Regions from separate parts of the Homo sapiens genome. Here region 1 is linked to region 2. The links are chromatin loops, found by intact Hi-C in ENCODE. Cell type or tissue: prostate gland. All regions are shown on one strand. Links, peaks and the distances in the headings refer to the core of each region. The heading gives the core; the rest is flanking DNA. Region 1 has its middle 56 kb from the start of LINC00898. Region 2 overlaps TBC1D22A (TBC1 domain family member 22A).

Evidence for each region. A loop is a pair of places that touch in the nucleus more often than their neighbours do. Peaks named below come from ENCODE experiments on the same cell type or tissue, not always from the same donor. Only the 100,000 strongest peaks of a DNase experiment are listed, where the experiment ranks them.
Region 1: it touches region 2 in a loop (2.8-fold over the local background); 2 of 110 quality-filtered maps call a loop at or near these places.

Annotation. Positions count from the first base shown.
Region 1 is chr22:47,571,056-47,579,389 of GRCh38, reverse strand. No RefSeq gene overlaps it. Among named protein-coding and RNA genes, the nearest start is that of LINC00898, 56 kb to the left of the region's middle. In prostate gland, for the core only: no CTCF peak of the experiment used is centred there; a DNase peak (open chromatin) is centred at 3,879.
Region 2 is chr22:46,841,044-46,849,377 of GRCh38, reverse strand. The region is part of intron 4 of TBC1D22A (TBC1 domain family member 22A); the gene reads right to left. Among named protein-coding and RNA genes, the nearest start is that of TBC1D22A-AS1, 71 kb to the left of the region's middle. In prostate gland, for the core only: a CTCF peak has its summit at 3,865; a DNase peak (open chromatin) is centred at 6,567.

The DNA.
Region 1 (8,334 bases), core at 37-8,036, 730 kb before region 2:
GGGCCGGGCTCGGTGGCTCACGCCTGTAATCCCAGCACTTTGGGAGGCCGAGGTGGGTGGATCACAAGGTCAGGAGATCGAGACCATCCTGGCTAACACGGTGAAACCCCGTCTCTACTAAAAATACAAAAAAAATTAGCTGGGTGTGGTGGCTGACGCCTGTAGTCCCAGCTACTCAGGAGGCTGAGGCAGGAGAATGGTGTGAACCCAGGAGGTGGAGCTTGCAGTGAGCCGAGATCATGCCACTGCACTCCAACCTGGGCGACAGAGCGAGACTCCATCTCAAAACAAAACAAAACAAAACAAAACAAAACAAAACAAAAAAAAACAACTCCATAAAGGAGTTAGCTGCCTTCCATCATCATGGAAGCAGGAGAAATTTGCCTTCCTTGTGTTGGAAGCAAGTAAAACTCAAAAAAAGGAGTTGTACAGCAAAATAAACTTTAGATCTCAACCAAATTTGGGAGGATTAGGGATTCTCTGGAGCGGGTGCTTCCAGACCTCAGCAAATTGTCCTATTGGTTTGAGCCATAAAGTTAGCTAATGCTGGTACCAAGTACCGATAGGAGATTGGTCAAAGGTCAGGGGCACCCCCACCCAGAATCCCTTTGTTATTATCAAAATGTGAACCCCTAATATCTGAGGCAGGTCTCAGTTAATTCAGAAAGTTTATTTTGCCAAGGTTGAAGATGTGTGCCGGTGACATAGCCTCAGGACGTGTGCCCAAGGTGGTCAGGGCACAGCTTGGTTTTATACATTTTAGGGAGACATGAGACATCAATCAACGTATGTAAGATAAACATTGGTTCCGTCCACAAAGGGGAGCCAACTCAAAGCAGGGAGGGGGCTACCAAGTCACAGGTAGTTGAGAGACAAATGGCTGCATTCTTTTGAGTTTCTGATGAGCCTCTCCAAAGGAGGCAATCAGATATGCATTTATCTCAGTGAGCAGAGGGGTGACTGAATAGAATGGGGGGCAGGTTTGCCCTGAACAGCTCCCAGCTTCCCTTTCCCCATTAGCTTAGTGATTAGTGATTTGGAGGCCCCAAGATTTATTTTCCTTTCATATATTCATGATGTACAGCACGATGTTTTGACATATGTGCACATTGTGGGTTGGCTACCTGAGCTAATTAACATATCTATTACCTCACATAGTTCCCTAAAATCCCAATGAGAAATCACCTCACGCCTGTTAAGATGACTGTTATCAAAAAGACAAAAATAAACATTGGAAAAGATATAGAAAAAAAGAGAACCCTTGTACACTATTGGTGGGAATGCAAATTAGCACAGCTATTTTAGAAAAAAGCAGAATAGAGGTTCCACAAAACGTTAAATATAGAAATAAGATCCAGCAACCCCAGTTCTGGGTATTGAGAAATAGAAATAAAATCCTAAGTCCCCCAACCAACTGAACAGATCTTCTCTTGGACAAAGGATCCCCAGGGAAACCTTAAAAACTGAGTTTGCAGCCATGATGGCATGGAATTGGCACACATCTCAGCATAGCTTCCTTATTAACCTTTAACCAGAATTCTTTCCTGAAGAGGAAGTAGAAAACAACTCCGGAAAACAAGAAATGGTTTTCCTTTATTCCTTTAGCCAATCCTCTGAGGCCGAGACTGGACTCCCCGTCCCTCCCTCCCTTTCCTGTTTTTGTTTTTTGTTTTTTTTATTGAGACAGAGTCTCGCTCTGTCGCCCAGGATGGAGTGCAGTGGCATGATCTTGGCTCACTGCAACCTCTGCCTCCCAGGTTAAGCAATTCTCCAGACTCAGCCTCTCGAGTAGCTGGGACTACAGGCACGTGCCACCACGCCCAGCTAATTTTTTGTATCTTTAGTGGAGATGGGGTTTCACCACATTAGCCAGGATGGTCTCCATCTCCTGACCTCATGATCCACCCACCTCGGCCTCCCAAAGTGCAGGGATTACAGGCGTGAGCCACCATGCCCAGCCCTCTTTCCTGTTTTGGTATGACAGCTCGCCAGTGTCGCAATGCATTCCTTCCCAAAAGCTGACCGCCATCTCTGCACCAGTTTTGTCTGACTCTCCCAGGATGGACAGTGAGGGTTGCTGTGTCCTCTGCTTCACCTTTTGATGTCAGAAGGCTGAAAACACCACCATTTGGTCAGGCTAATGCTGCGATGTTTTGAACATGCAACCCATAAAGGGACATAAGCTCAATCGTGCATGTTTCTCCTCATAAATATTCACGACTCCTCCTTTAGCTTATTGCATATGTATATTCAGCTTCCCCAATCAGCATACATTTCTGTTCCCTTTACCCCTCCCTGAAGTGCTTACTGTCAGCTTCTGCCAGAGGTTATGGTTCCCAGCCTGCAAGCTGCAACCTTCTGTGAGAAATAAAGCTCTCCTTTCCAAACTTATGATTCTTCTGTTGGCATGAGGTATCCAAATGATGTGAAATCAATATGTCAAGGAGATATCTGCACTAGGTTTATTTTAGGATTATTCACAATAGCCAAGATACGGAAACAACCCCAGTGCCTGCCCATGGATGACTAATTAGATACAGAAAATGTGGCGTAGGCATGCAGTGGAATGCTATCTAGCCTCCAAAAAGAAAGAAACACCATCAACATGGATGAACAACATGAATGCCACATGTTGTTTGCCACAACATGGATGAACAGAAAGGACATCATGTTAAGTAAAATAAGCCAGGCACAAAAGGATAAATATCAAATAATCTCACTTTATGTGGAATCTAATAAAGTTGATTTCACAGAAGCAGAGAGTAGAATGGTGGTTTCCAGGGTCTGGGGTTGGGGCAGGGGAGGAGGATGTTGATCAAAGGCTAAACAAATTTCAGTTCACCAGGAGGAATAAATACAAGAGATTCTCTTACAACACAGTGTCTGTTGTTAATAATAATGTATGTATATACACAGTCCCCGACATATTTGACATGTGGTTTTTTTACTTTAGGATGATGTGAAAGCAATACACATTCAGTAGAAACCTTACTTTGAGTACCCATACAATCATTCTGTTTTTAATTTTCAGTAGTATTTAATAAACTACATGAGCTATTCAACACTTTATTATAAAATAGGGTTTGTGTTAGATGATTTTGCCTGACTGTAGGCTAATGTAAATGTTCTGAGCACATTGAAGGTGGGTAGGCAAAGCAATGACGTTCAGCAGGTTAGGAGTCTTAAACGCATTTTTGACTTACGATATTTTCAATTTACGATGGGTTTTTCCAGACATAATCCCACTGTAAGCCAAGGACAATCAGTACTTAAAAACTCTTAAACAAGGAGATTCTATGTTCTGGGAGGGTGATTGTGCTAAGGAAGGGTGTGGAAGCTCCATGTCCGCACCCCGAGTTCCACCCCCATGCCTGGTCTCTGCATCTCTTCCACTTGGCTGTTTCTGGGTGGCATATACTTTATAACCAATGGATCATAGTAAGGGAAGCACTCTCCTGAGTTGTGTGCCTCACTCCAGCAAATCATTGAACCCAAGAAGGGGGCATGGGAGCCCTTGAATTTGTAGTTGTCCAAGCAGAAGTGTGAGTAGCCTGGGCACCCCACTGGTAGCTAGTATGTGAAGTGGGGGCAGTCTGCTGGGGCCTTACTCTCAGTGGGGTCTGCATTTACTCTAAGAGCTGGTGCAGAATTAGATTGAATTGTAAAACACCCACCCAGTGTCTAGAGAGTTGAAGAACTGGTGTCGGGGAAGAAAAAAACATACTTAAACAATTGTAAAAATGAAAATAAATGGTAATATGATAGTCTAACAAACATGATCATAATGTACAGCTGGATGCTCCCCAGAAGAGCGGGGCTGCCCATTTCCTGGGCTGATCAGAATCCATCTGGCTCTGTGTCCACTTGGGGCGTTGTATTTGAAGATCAATATTGACATATGGGGAGGTGGCAGGGCCTGAGAGCCACGAGCTCTGAAGGCCAAGGGAAGGACAGGGAGGAGGGTGGCCCGTGCAGCCCGGCAAGGAAGAGCATCGTAAGGTGGCGGATCTCAAGTCAGCACAGGGAAGGGAGGGGATGAGTGTCTCAGTCGGAGAAGGCCCCAAATGAACCAAGCTGTCGGAAGAAAGGGTGAGCTCGTGCTCCTGGAAATTGTTTACCAAATTTGGAAAAGACTGAAACAAAAACAGTCCTGGCTTATCCATAAAGTGTGAGTTGTGACCGGAATGAAGTTACTACCATTTATTCAAGGAGTTCAGTGACTTGTCCCAGCCTTCCCTCCAGGGTACCCATTATCATTGCCTGCCCTGAGTAAATGTTGCCCCTCTGTCCTCTGGGGCCATTCTAGCTCTGTGTTCTACATTCCCTCCTCTCCTCAGCTCCAGAGGAAGGAGGGGACCTATAGACTTGCCCTGTGTCCTGGGAGGGATTTGCTGTCCCCCAACCCCCGCCAACCACCTGCAGCCTGGAGTAACTTCACGAGGGATTTGCACTGAAATTGCCTTACTCATTTACAGAAGTCCATCTCTTCCCATCTATTCTTCTGCAAGGGGTCATTGCAGGCTTGGGGGTCACTGGTGAGCCTGCAGGCAATGCCTCCATGTTCTGATGGAGCGTCCCAGCAGCAACCCCGTTGGGTGTTCAGCTCAACCCACTGATGCTTGGTCTTTTCCATTCAGTCCACCCAAATCCACCAGCCCACCCTGCACCCACAGGGACAGGATGAACAGATCAGTAGCAGCTACCCTGGGAAACCACCGTGGATGCCACAAGACAGGCTGAGACCTAGGGGTGAAGCAGGTCCAGGGAGATAGTTAATCCAACCCATGGTCTGGGGGCCCAGAAGGACACAGTGGTCTTTCCTGCTGCCCCACCCACCCCCCACCATGAGAAATCCTTCCATTAGGGAGGAGAAGGCTGGCTGAACAGGAACACCCCTCTCCTGGGGATAGCCTGTGCCCATCTGGCCACTACAAACTCTATGAGAATGATTTCGGAAAACAAGTGCTTTTTATGAGCTATTCTCAACTAGTAGGCAATCAATATGCAAGGACACCAGATTGTGGGCTCAAAGGAGTAGGGTCTCCCACGGGGTTGTAAGTTTTTCTGCTGTAAAGCATCAATTATTGTCTGTTTCTTTCCTCTCCCTGCCTCATCACCAATGCCAACCAGGAAAAACAGACAGATACACAAACACATACACAGGTGCATACACAGGCACACATATGCACACACACCGCACACATATACACACTGTTCCATGGTGAGCAGGCCTATGCAAACTCATACCCAAAGCCAACAGAGCTGAGAGGCTGAAGAGAGGCTGACAAATCCAGTTTCTCAGAAAGAAACATTTCATAGGGACTTAGGAACAGAAGCCATGTCTTGGGTGGCCACAATGTACCCCCCCAGACCCAGGGCTTAAATACCACAGGGAAAGGGTAAATTACTTCAGAAGGAGTGTGGCATCAAGGTTGTTTTGACCGGGTGGCAGGATTTACAGTAAGTACGTGTTCTTAACAATAGATGAAGCAGAAATCTCAGAGGCATTCTGGAAATGGGGTTAATCAGAAGTCAATATGGCAGATTAGCATCCAAAACGGAGGTACTGTAGCCTACACACACACACACAGCACAGCACACATAAGCACACATATGCACACACACATCATACAAGGCACACACATAAATGCATTGCATGTACACATGCACATATGTGCGCGCACACACCACACACATATGAACACATATGCACACACATCACACAACGTGTACACACATGCACCCACACATCACACAAGGTGCAAAGACACATGCAAATCCACAATTACATGACACATACACACATATGCACTCATGTACACACATGCACGCATGTGCACACATTCAAGCAAATACCTTCCCAACTACCTCCAGTCAAAATTGCCCAATATGTAAAATGTACCCAAAATACAAAGGGAAACATAGTGTAAATCACCGCTTTCCTTTTATTGGATTCAGAACACTTTTCCAACCACCAGGGGCCCTGACAAATCTCAGACAAGCTCAGCTTTCAGTCCAAAAGTTGATTTCCAAACTCGGAATTAGAACATTGAAGTTGGCCCGAAGTGTCTCATCCCTGCAGAAAACAGGCGAAACTCTTCTAAACGTAAAAACATAAGCTGAGAACACACATAACATGACACATGCTGGGAATTAAATAAAGATACGTATGAACAAGAGAGCCAGGAAATAAAAATATGTCACACACTTTATATTCATGACAGACCTCAAAGTGGCTGCACATGGGCGGAGCAGAAAGTAGGTGGGTGGAGAGCGTCCAGGGACAGCTCCCAGGGGTGGGGTCAGGATAGAAGGGCTGTAGTGGGGCTTCCTGGGAGACAGCAGGGGAAAGACTAATGGGCAGTCTGATGAACCTAAAGACAGTGAGAAACGTGTGTGGCACGCACCCAGGAAACATTTTCATACTGCATGGCTGAGGAAATATTCCATAATTAATTTAAAAGACCACCTAAAATTCTTTGCTGCTCTGTTTGGAAAGATAAATTATAATGGACAAGCTATTCTCAGACTTATAAAATTAAAAAAAAATAAGCTCATGTTGTAGAGTGGAAATCCAGTGTCATCATATCCCCCAAGCTCCCCATAACGAAGCGTTTGAAGCTGTCCAGGAGCTCGGATGGGCAGCCCTCAGCCAGGTGGCTGGCCCACAAGGCAGCATGCACTTCCCATGCTGAGCGACCATTCAGGTCACCCAGGAAAGAACAATGCTTCGCAGATGCAGAGACCATACACACTGTGATGAAGCCTCGCGTTTGGAGTCTCTCCAGAAAGACAGAGACAGGCCACAGAACTTGAGTGTGAACCACTGATATTCACCATCCTTTGGCTGATCTAGGACCAGCGTTTGGGAAAATGTCCACATCACGCTGAGGCGTTAGCAACCCATCACCTTCTCCAGAACCTGGCTCCCGGGATTCCGTTCTTGGATGGGATGGTTGTGAGATCATCTTGTTCCGGTCCTAAGGTATTTGAGAATGTCAAAGCTTCGGAAGTGAGAGGAATAAATTCTCAGTTCATTAAAGATTTAATCAAACCATTTACATGATTAGGGTCTCCCAAACATATGGGAAATTTGATGGTGTGCTTGTTTCACAGGCTGGTGTGAAGATCTGGTGTGTGGTTTGTGTCAGCCACACCAGGACAAAGAAAGGAACATATTGCAGTCTATATAAACAATTATTTTCTCATAAAACAATTAGGGAAATGAACTGGAAGTGGGATCGTGAAATGGACTTGTCACCACATCTAATTACATTCTGCTGGTGGTGACTGGTACTGGCATGGAGGTCGGCTGAACGTGAATTAGTACTTGCTGCTAACCTGACAACTGGGCCTTTTTCTGATGCATTGAGTAGGCAATGGCCAATGGTGGGGAATAGGTTCAGGGCCCAGTGCAGTGGCAGGAGGGAGGCAGGGCAAATGCATGAGAGGCTCAGGATTCAGAGGCACAGGGTAGTCAGCACAGTTGTGCCCACTCTGTCTCTTGTCATCCCTCGGTGACAGCTGAGGCCAGGCATAGGTGGATACACCATGGGGCTCCAAGAAGGGGGCCACCCTGGGTTCCTCTGCCACCCATAAGGAGCTAGTGGTGGTAGGGCCTTGCCAAGCATCAGGGTGACCTTGCTATGCAGCAAGCCCCCGTACTGGGTGGCCACTGTCACTGCAGCCCGGCATCACCGGAGCTGTCCTGTGAGGCTGGCACTGAGGTCGTCTTTCCTGTCCCTCTCACTGGGGGAGGAGGAGCCTCTGGTCCCCACTTGCTAGTAACCAAGTACCCAGAGATGGCAGGGTGGTGCTATAACAATTCTCTCTCCCCACACTCAAGAAAAGTCCTGGGTTCTAATATTAAAGAAAGGGAAGGGCTGGGTGTCGGTGCCTCACGCCTATAATCCCAGCACTTTGGGAGGCCGAGGCATGTGGATCACTTGAGGTCAGGAGTTCAAGACCAGCCTGGCCAACATGGCGAAACCCCGTCTCTACTAAAAATACAAAAATTAGCCAGATATGGTGGTGCACACCTGTAATCCCAGCTACTCAAGAGGCTGAGGCAGGAGAATGGCTTGAATCCAGGAGGCAGAAGCTGCAGTGAGCTGAGATCACACCATTGCACTCCAGCCTGGGCGATAGAGCAAGACTCCATCTCAGAAAAAATAAAAATTAATAATAATAATAATATTAAAGAAATGGAGGAAATTGACTGGATCCAGGGATAGTAGGGTAAGAACAGACAGGCCTGGTTTTGCCCAGCAGGCAGGAGAGGTGCAGATGCAAATTTGACACGTGTGGAGGACCTGCTCCGCGCCAGGGACTTCC
Region 2 (8,334 bases), core at 149-8,148:
TTCACAGAGAAACACTGAGAGACAAAAAGGTGTCCAGGAGGAATGCAGTTGGCAGAGGGCCTTGAGGGCAGGCTAGGGCTGCCTGAGTGATGGCAGGTCACCCACAGAGCAATCTGCCGTCTGGAGACCCACTTGGACGGAGGCATCCACTCCAGCAGCCAGGGCCAGGTCAACGGGGACAACCTGCAGGCAGACAGCATTGCCACAGAAGAAAGAATTGTCCAGCATCAGAATAATAATGGCCACAACCACGCCCTCTGCCTAGAGCGTCACACAAATTGTGAGATAGCCACTCCAGACAGATGGGGTTAAGTATTGTAACTAGCTACTAAGTGGTGAATCCAGGATCTGAGGGTGATCTGTGAACCATGTATCACAAAATGGCTCAAACAGAGACTGGGGACAGGGAGGAGAGGGTGCACTGGTTAAGGGTCCCCATGAGGTCCCTACCAGCAATGAAATGTCATAGGAGTTTAAAAAAAAAAAAAACTGCATGGTGAAGCAGTGAGGTGCTATTACGGTGGGCTGAAACACACTCAAAGAAACACCAAAGGAAAAATACAAATTGCTCAGCCCTGCAACCCAAAGTGTACGTGAGACTACTTAGAGCAACGTGTCATAATGCACTCAAAACTGTAACAATATTTATGACTATTTGCAACAGAAATAGTATGCCATAAAAAAGTAATATACAGTAACAGCATAAACATCATCATACAGACTCAGCAATGCCAACCAAAAAGCCCTTGTTACCAAGAAAAAGGCAATAACATTTGTACCAGAGAGAGCCTACCTGGATTCCTGTCTAAGGCACTGACAGAGGGGCTGCAAACGGTTGGTCGACTCCCTGTTGCGCCAGGTCTCTCCCTCGGCTTAGAGAACCATACAGGCTGCTCTGAAATCAGAGCCTCGATGAGGCATCACTTAAACTTCTTATACAACCTGCTTTAAAAACTCACTGCAGTTAGTCATAGACTAGTTCATGAGCCTAGAATCACCTCTAGCTGGCTCTCCACTGCCTTCCAACAGCAAGCACTCCTTCCCTGTTCTCTCGGGTCCCTGAAGGAAAGCTTCTAGCATGAGATTTATGCCCGCAAGGGTGGAGGACGACCTGAGTTCCACTAGAATACTTCTGGGGCTCTTCTGACACCGCCTCCGCGATACCATTTTTTTGGAGGGAGTGGGGAAAGTTACAGGCAGAAGTATATAAAAATTAAAAGCTTTAAAGCCGCTCTTAATGAGCAAAAACTTCCTATCACAAAGCCATCATCCAACTAACTTAGATCACTCTCCCAACTATTTAATAGTTTCCCAACCCCTCCCTTCTAAGAAGGAATGTCACCCAGAAAGAATATCTGCTGCTCAAGAAGTGTTTGCAGTCTTCCCTCCGGGTATTTACTGTGTAGAGCGCGTGCGCGCGCGCACACACACACACACACACACACACACACACACACACCCACTAGGGTACCTTGACTATTTCTCTAGGTGCCATCAGAACTGGTCCTCTACATGTTTTTAGATGTTTTACATAAAAGTGTCCATTTACAATGGAAACTTTTTCATTTCAAACCCCATTTTCCCTCCCTGGAATGAGTGGGGCACTCCTCTCCAAACACAGAGGACCAACAAGCCTGGGTGCCTCTACTACAGGGTTGTTTTGTACATAAAGCCCTTTGTAAGAAAGGACTCAAAAGTCCTAACCTGAGAAAAACACAGACCTCAGACATCATCAACAGACCTGGCAGGCATGACTTAGACCAACAGGAAAACCCAACACACCCCACATTTTCCTACAGACACGTCCACACAGTGGGGCAGGAGGAGCGTGTGAAGAGAAGGGATAGAAGAAAGGCAGAGAAGCAGCAGAATGCGTAACAATGATCATTCTCAACGTGCAGAAAATGTTCTTGACAAACAGAAGTGAGGAAAATGACACATAACATAAACCAGGCCAACCTTCATGCCTTAGGACCTACTGGGTACGTCTAGGGCAGATACTGGTAGATATGTAAACCAGCACTGGCTAGGTGACTTCTGCTCCTCCGAAAAGGTGTATTCTGGCCTTTACAACTCTCCAGGACACCTGAGGCCAGGCCTCCTGCCTCCCAGGTCTCCCATGGTGGCAATCTCTTCTACACTATTTCTCCTATGTGGGAATCTAAATGTCAAACTAATGGCACAAAACATACCAAATGCCTCCAGGTTAGGCCCACCTGGGGTCTCCAAAAATGAGGGAGAGGTCACCGCAGAACTGGTTTTCCACACTGCAGAGTCCTCAGTCCAGTCCCAATTGACCAAAGATCATTAGTTGCACAGCCGATAAGGAAGGCTGATGGCCTCCAAGGCCCGGCCCTGGACTGCTGAACCCCACGCGAGATTCCACAGAAGGGGACACCCGCCTAAACAGTCTCTCGACGGCACCAGCACCGGGTTCTGAAAACCGCAGGAGTTGTTTTGTTTTTTGTGGAATGTATACTGACGTACAGAAAGGGGAAATGACAGGATGTCTGGGGTTTGCTTTGAAATACTCCAGCAAAGGAGAAGGAAAAGAAAAAGAAAAAGAAAAGAATGGGACAGATGAGAGGCTGGTGGCATATCTTGATACCCGCCGAATCCGGGTGAAGATGAGAGGCTGGTGGCATATCTTGATACCCGCCGAATCCGGGTGAAGATGAGAGGCTGGTGGCGTATCTTGATACCCGCCGAATCTGGCTGATAGGTGTGTTGCTTCACTGCACTGTTCTCTCGATCTTTGTGCATGTTTGAAATTTTTTATAACACAGTTTTTTTTGTTTTTTAAGTGTGAGAGATGGTAAAGGTGGCCCAGGCCTGATGACAATGATTGATGATATTCCCATTGGGGAAAACTCCGTCCATTTCCCGAGGAGCAGAGCCTTTCCCTCTTCTGGAAAAGAAGTCACCCTTCCTCCCACACTTAAGCACCCCACAGCCCACAGTGAACTGTCTCCTCTGACCTCAACACTGCTTGCAGGGTAGCTCTTCAAAGACGGAAAGCATAGGTGAGTAAGCGATGTCGCCACGCCCACTGACAAACATACATACAAATGGATCAGTGCTGCTAGCAACAAATCCAACTCACTAAACCATTCTCATTGAAAGATCACAACAGCTATTGCCTGTTTGCCTCATTATTTAAAACCACATCATGGTATATGTGTGCTGTTGAGATAGATGAGTAACAGGAGAGGGGAGAAAAAGCACTCGGCACATTGCTGCCTTCCAGATGCATTGTGATAAACTCCATGGTTTCTGCCTGGCAACAATACTAATGGCAAGATACCCATTTCTTGTCCCAGACAGATGGATGTCTAAAAAGCATCTCATCTTTTAAACACAGAATTTTTTTACCCCTAAGCCAACATCCCAGCCCTCCCACAGAGCCCTGGCTGTTGCCAGCTCCCCGGCTGCTCCTGCGGGCCGACTGCAGCAAGGCGTATCCTCCTCCTGGAATCGGCTCGCCGCGGTTCCTTCCTGAGGGCTGGCGACCCAACGCAAAGCAGGAACGACAGACTCTGAAGTCCCCAGCTTGCAACTAGTACATGATCATCATTCTATCACTTTCAAATAAAAGAGCCTAATATTTTGAGCATAATGATTTTAAGGAGCTCAACAATTTCTTGGCATGCATTATTCATTTTGGGACACAACACTGTTATTTCACTGAGATTACTGTAAATCGCTACATGAAGAGCTGGCTTGCATGAACAATTAAATGATAGATATGATAAACTAGATTTATAAGCTTTATGTTCCCATAACATAAATTCCTTGAATGATTTAACTCAGCAGAGCTAGAAAATTCTTTCCAGACACCAGGTTCGTGGATCTCCAGCTCCCCCATCAGCATTTAATGAAAACTTACCTCAAAACCGAAAGGAAAAATATTTAATAAAAGGCTTAATATTACTACGGTAACCGCAGCAAGTTGTTTCAGAAATGAATAATAATAGCTCTGTTAGGTGCTTCATTAAAAATTTTCCAACCAAATACTGCCCTTAATCTTCTCCATGGAACAAAAGACTTATTCAGGATCCATGTAGAAGACTGAAAATAACGTCAGATACAACCTTGTGCCCAAGCACAGACGTCCTTACGTCTCAAGCACAGAGAAAGATGGAATCTAATCAGCTAAGAGGAGAGAAAGTTGGGTATTTATCCTAAAACAATTGATTAACAATCTCAATATCCCACTGTTACGTTCTTTCCTCCACGGATCAACAAAGACATTCCTCGTCTCACCAAAATGGCCTTCTCCTGGCACAGGCAACCGCCTGCAGATAATGCAGGAATCAAAGACTACAGTCACTGGACGCCAGGGTATGACCAAGAAACACCAGGGCCCACTGGACTCCAGGCACAGACAGGACTCCCTTCTCCAGAGAATTCCAGAGTTGGAGAAGTCCTAGAAACCAAATCTGACTATGGCACAGGACTTTTGAGACCACCCAGGCAATACTTGCTGGCATGAAGGAGGGCGCAGCATCTCCAACCCAACAGTCTCCTACCACTCTCCACTTAAGAGCCCAGTAGGACCCCTGGGCCTGGGATGACCCCGCTCAGACGTCCAGGCCAGCCTCACTGTGCTCAGACCGTCAACTGCTATGATGCCTGCAAGTGAGCAGGAGGGCTTCATTACAACTGGGTAAGTGACTGCTCCAGACCCCACGGGGGACCCAGATGGAAGCATCCAGCTCAGCCCAACCCTTCCCAGGAATCACTCGGCCCCACCTCTGCCTGGTTCACTCTGGCTGTGCTGTGCTCCTCTACCCACCCATAAGCTCTCCCCATCCTTATACCCAGTCTCCTGCAAACTCACTTCTGTCCCACCACGTCAAGCTGACGACTCAACCACACAGACATCTGGCACACACTCAGTCACTAGCTTTATGCTGGTGGCTACACTGCCTGGCACAGAGGAGGTGCTTAATGAATGCCCACAGGGGGTACAATCAGAGGGAGACAGGGCTGCCCAGATGCTTTATAACTAAATGCAACTAAGCTTATAAACTTCTCCAAAGAGGAGAGTAAGAAGAGAAGGAAGCAGCACGCAGTGGAATAGTTCACGGTCTACACAGCAGTTAACGGTGTACTCAGTGACTGCTGGACATGGGCACCGTGGCATGGCAAGACCACAGACGGGGATGCTTCTCAATGAGACTCCTACTTGGAATGCTTAGAACGGCTTGATAAGAATGTGCTTGGACCAGAGTGCCCACGCCCAGCATCTAGCATGCCTTACCCACATGTTTACACCCACAGGAAGGCTGGCTGGCCAGTCCAGCCCAAGCTTGTACTCCTTTGCAAATGACAGCCAAGAAGACAGAGACCGTGTGACCCTCAAGACCGAACAACCCCACAAACATCTATCTGCCTTGAGATGTCCTGACCCCATCCCAAATGCTTTCTGGCCCCAGCACAGCCAACGGCATCTGCCAGCATGATGAATGGAAGGCAGCTGTCCTTCCCGATGATGTGAGAACACAGGGTGCTGCCGGGTGCTACTCCCCAGGCTGTGTTTACGCTCACAGGTCAATCCGCTGTGAATGAGATGCAGTTTATTTTCATTAACAGAAAAGCTTGGCCTCCTTCACCCCAGGGAACTAGGATATCATACATCTCAGTTTACCCAGTTCACCGCTCACCTGCCCCTCTTAAACTGTTAAGAGTGCCCCGTTTACCCCCAAAACAGATGATAAACAATATGGCCCCTCTATTGAAAAACCCCAGAAGTCTACAGACGTCATCTACAGAACGCGTGATACCCACTCCCAGCCCCAACTTGCTGGATGGGTGTAAAGGCGTCACCCAAAATGTACTGGGGGCCACACTCTGTGCTCTTTTGGGCCCAGATAACAAAGGGGGCATGCTGAGGTGGCTTAATAACAGTGAATGATTCATATTTGGGACAGCTTCAGAATAAAGCCGAGTCTCAATCCCCTGGCATCCCAGGAGGAAGAGCTGCTGCAGCACCGGCCGGGCAGCCACTGTATACCCGTGGCTGTTTTATCTCTGCAGGGGAGTTATTATCATAAAAATCAATGACAACAACAACAGCTGACTTGACTGAGCGCTGCTCTGTGCAGGTGGTGGTTTGTATTACTGTATTAGTACACCGAATGCTCGTAACAACAGAAGCAAGTGATTCCCACTTGACAGATGAGGACCCTGAGCTAAAGGCGAGCAGCAGAACTGGCTCAGTGCCTCCCCTTGAACCACCACATTACAGTGGGTCATTTCACAAATGATGCCCTGAAATCCGGCCACCCAGCTGAACGCATGGAACTAAATCCATTTCCCACCAACTGCCTCAGGTACGCACAGTGTGCTCGAGGCACTGCAGACACTCAGAGACAGCCAAGTCCCAGGGTACATCAGGATCCCAGCCCTGCCATTCTGCACTCCTTCCATCTCCTCATGAACATGGGCCGCAGCACCTCCTTCAGCTCCCTTCTCATCGATGTCACCCAGACACTGCTCCATTCAACTGTGATGCTGTCAAGGCATGCCCTGGGCACGCAACAGCAGCTCTGGAACATCCCTACCTGTCAGGGCGCCAAAGCCCTCCCTCCCCAACTCATCTCCCGAAGCTGCCCGCTGGGCGTGGCTACACAGTGTGTGCACTGCCAAAGGGCCCTGGAGAACGTTCTGCAGTAAGGCTGATGTTCTACAGTTTGATCGGAGATCGCGCTGCACAGGTCATGCATTTGTTAAAACTCATCCCACTGATTTTTGTGCTGCAGGTTTGTACATTTCATGGTGTAAATATTACCTCCACGAAAACCCTAAATCAAGTTAATGACATGCATACTCAAGTGTTTACGGGGAGAACTGATATCTACAACTTACTTTGAGATGCATCCAAAAAGAAGAGACGGAATGATGGATGGACAGACAGAGACAGAAAGAGAGATGGAGGAGACCTAACATACTCTATATGGTGGCCTCAATGGATGGCCATGACAAGTCTTTCAGCTTTTCTCCATGTTTGAAAAGTTTCAAATAAAATGTTAAAAATAAATTCCAAGTCTTAGATCCCATAGAGACCCAAACCCATGACTGCTCAGCCTATATGGCTTTTGGCCGAATGAGATCCCACATCTTAGTTGTCCCTATCATTCAAATGGCCCCAAAGAAAGCAGCTTGTTATTTCAGCTCTGGGTTCTTCATGCCTTTACCAAAGAATGCAAAATTGATGGTGCCTGTTTTAAATTAAGGAAAAGTTTTTAAGTTGCAGCAAAAATACCTATACCTGTAACTTACAAACCCATCTATCCTTGTTTCATGTTGGATGGGCCAAATAATAATACAGAATGTTATTATTAGGGATACCAGGAATATCTGGATGCAATTTTTTTCCAGCTTAACAGATGTAACCAAAAAGTAAAAATGGTATGCAAATAAGATGTTCAACATGGGATTCAGATTTACGTAGACATTGTGAAATTACTACCAAAATCAAGTTAATTATATCCTTCACCTCACATGTTACAGTTACCTTGTGTGCGTGTGTGGTAAGAACACTTAAAACCTACTTTCTTAACAAATTCCAAGTATACCATACAGTACTGTTAACTATAGTCATCATGCTGTACATGAGATCCCTAGAACTGATTCATCGTATAAACGAAAGTTTATACTCTCTGGCTCACATCTCCCCACTTTGCAGCCCTCCAGTTCCTGATAACCACCATTCTACTCTCTACTTCCAGGAAGGCAATTTTTTTGGATTCCACATATAAGGAAGATGATGAATATCTTCTGGGTCTGGCTAATTCCATGTAGGATAATGTCACCCAGGCTCATCCATGTTGCTGTAAATGACAGGGTTACCTTCTTTTTTAAGGGTGAATAATATCACTGTCTCACTCCATTAGTACTGTTAAAACAAAATACCTGAGACTGGATAATTTATAAAGAACAGAAAATTTTTTCTCACGATTCTGGAGGGTGAAAGTCTAAGATCAAGGTGCTGGCAGGTTAGGTGTCTGACAACGGCCCTCTTGCTGTGTCCTCACATGGCGGAACGGCCAAAAGGGACAAATGTCATGTCCTCACATGGCCAAATAGCAGAAGAGAGTGAACCCACTTCCTCAGGCCTCTTTCTAAGGGCCCTAACCTCATCCATGAGGGCTCCACCTTCATGAATCACATCACCTCCTATAGGCCCCACCTTTGAATACTATCACATTGCTGATTACATTTCAACACATCCATTCTGGGGATCATTAAGGCCATGGCAATCCCATTTTCTCTCTCTCTCTTTCTCTCTCTCTCTCTCTCACACACACACACACACACACACACACCCAT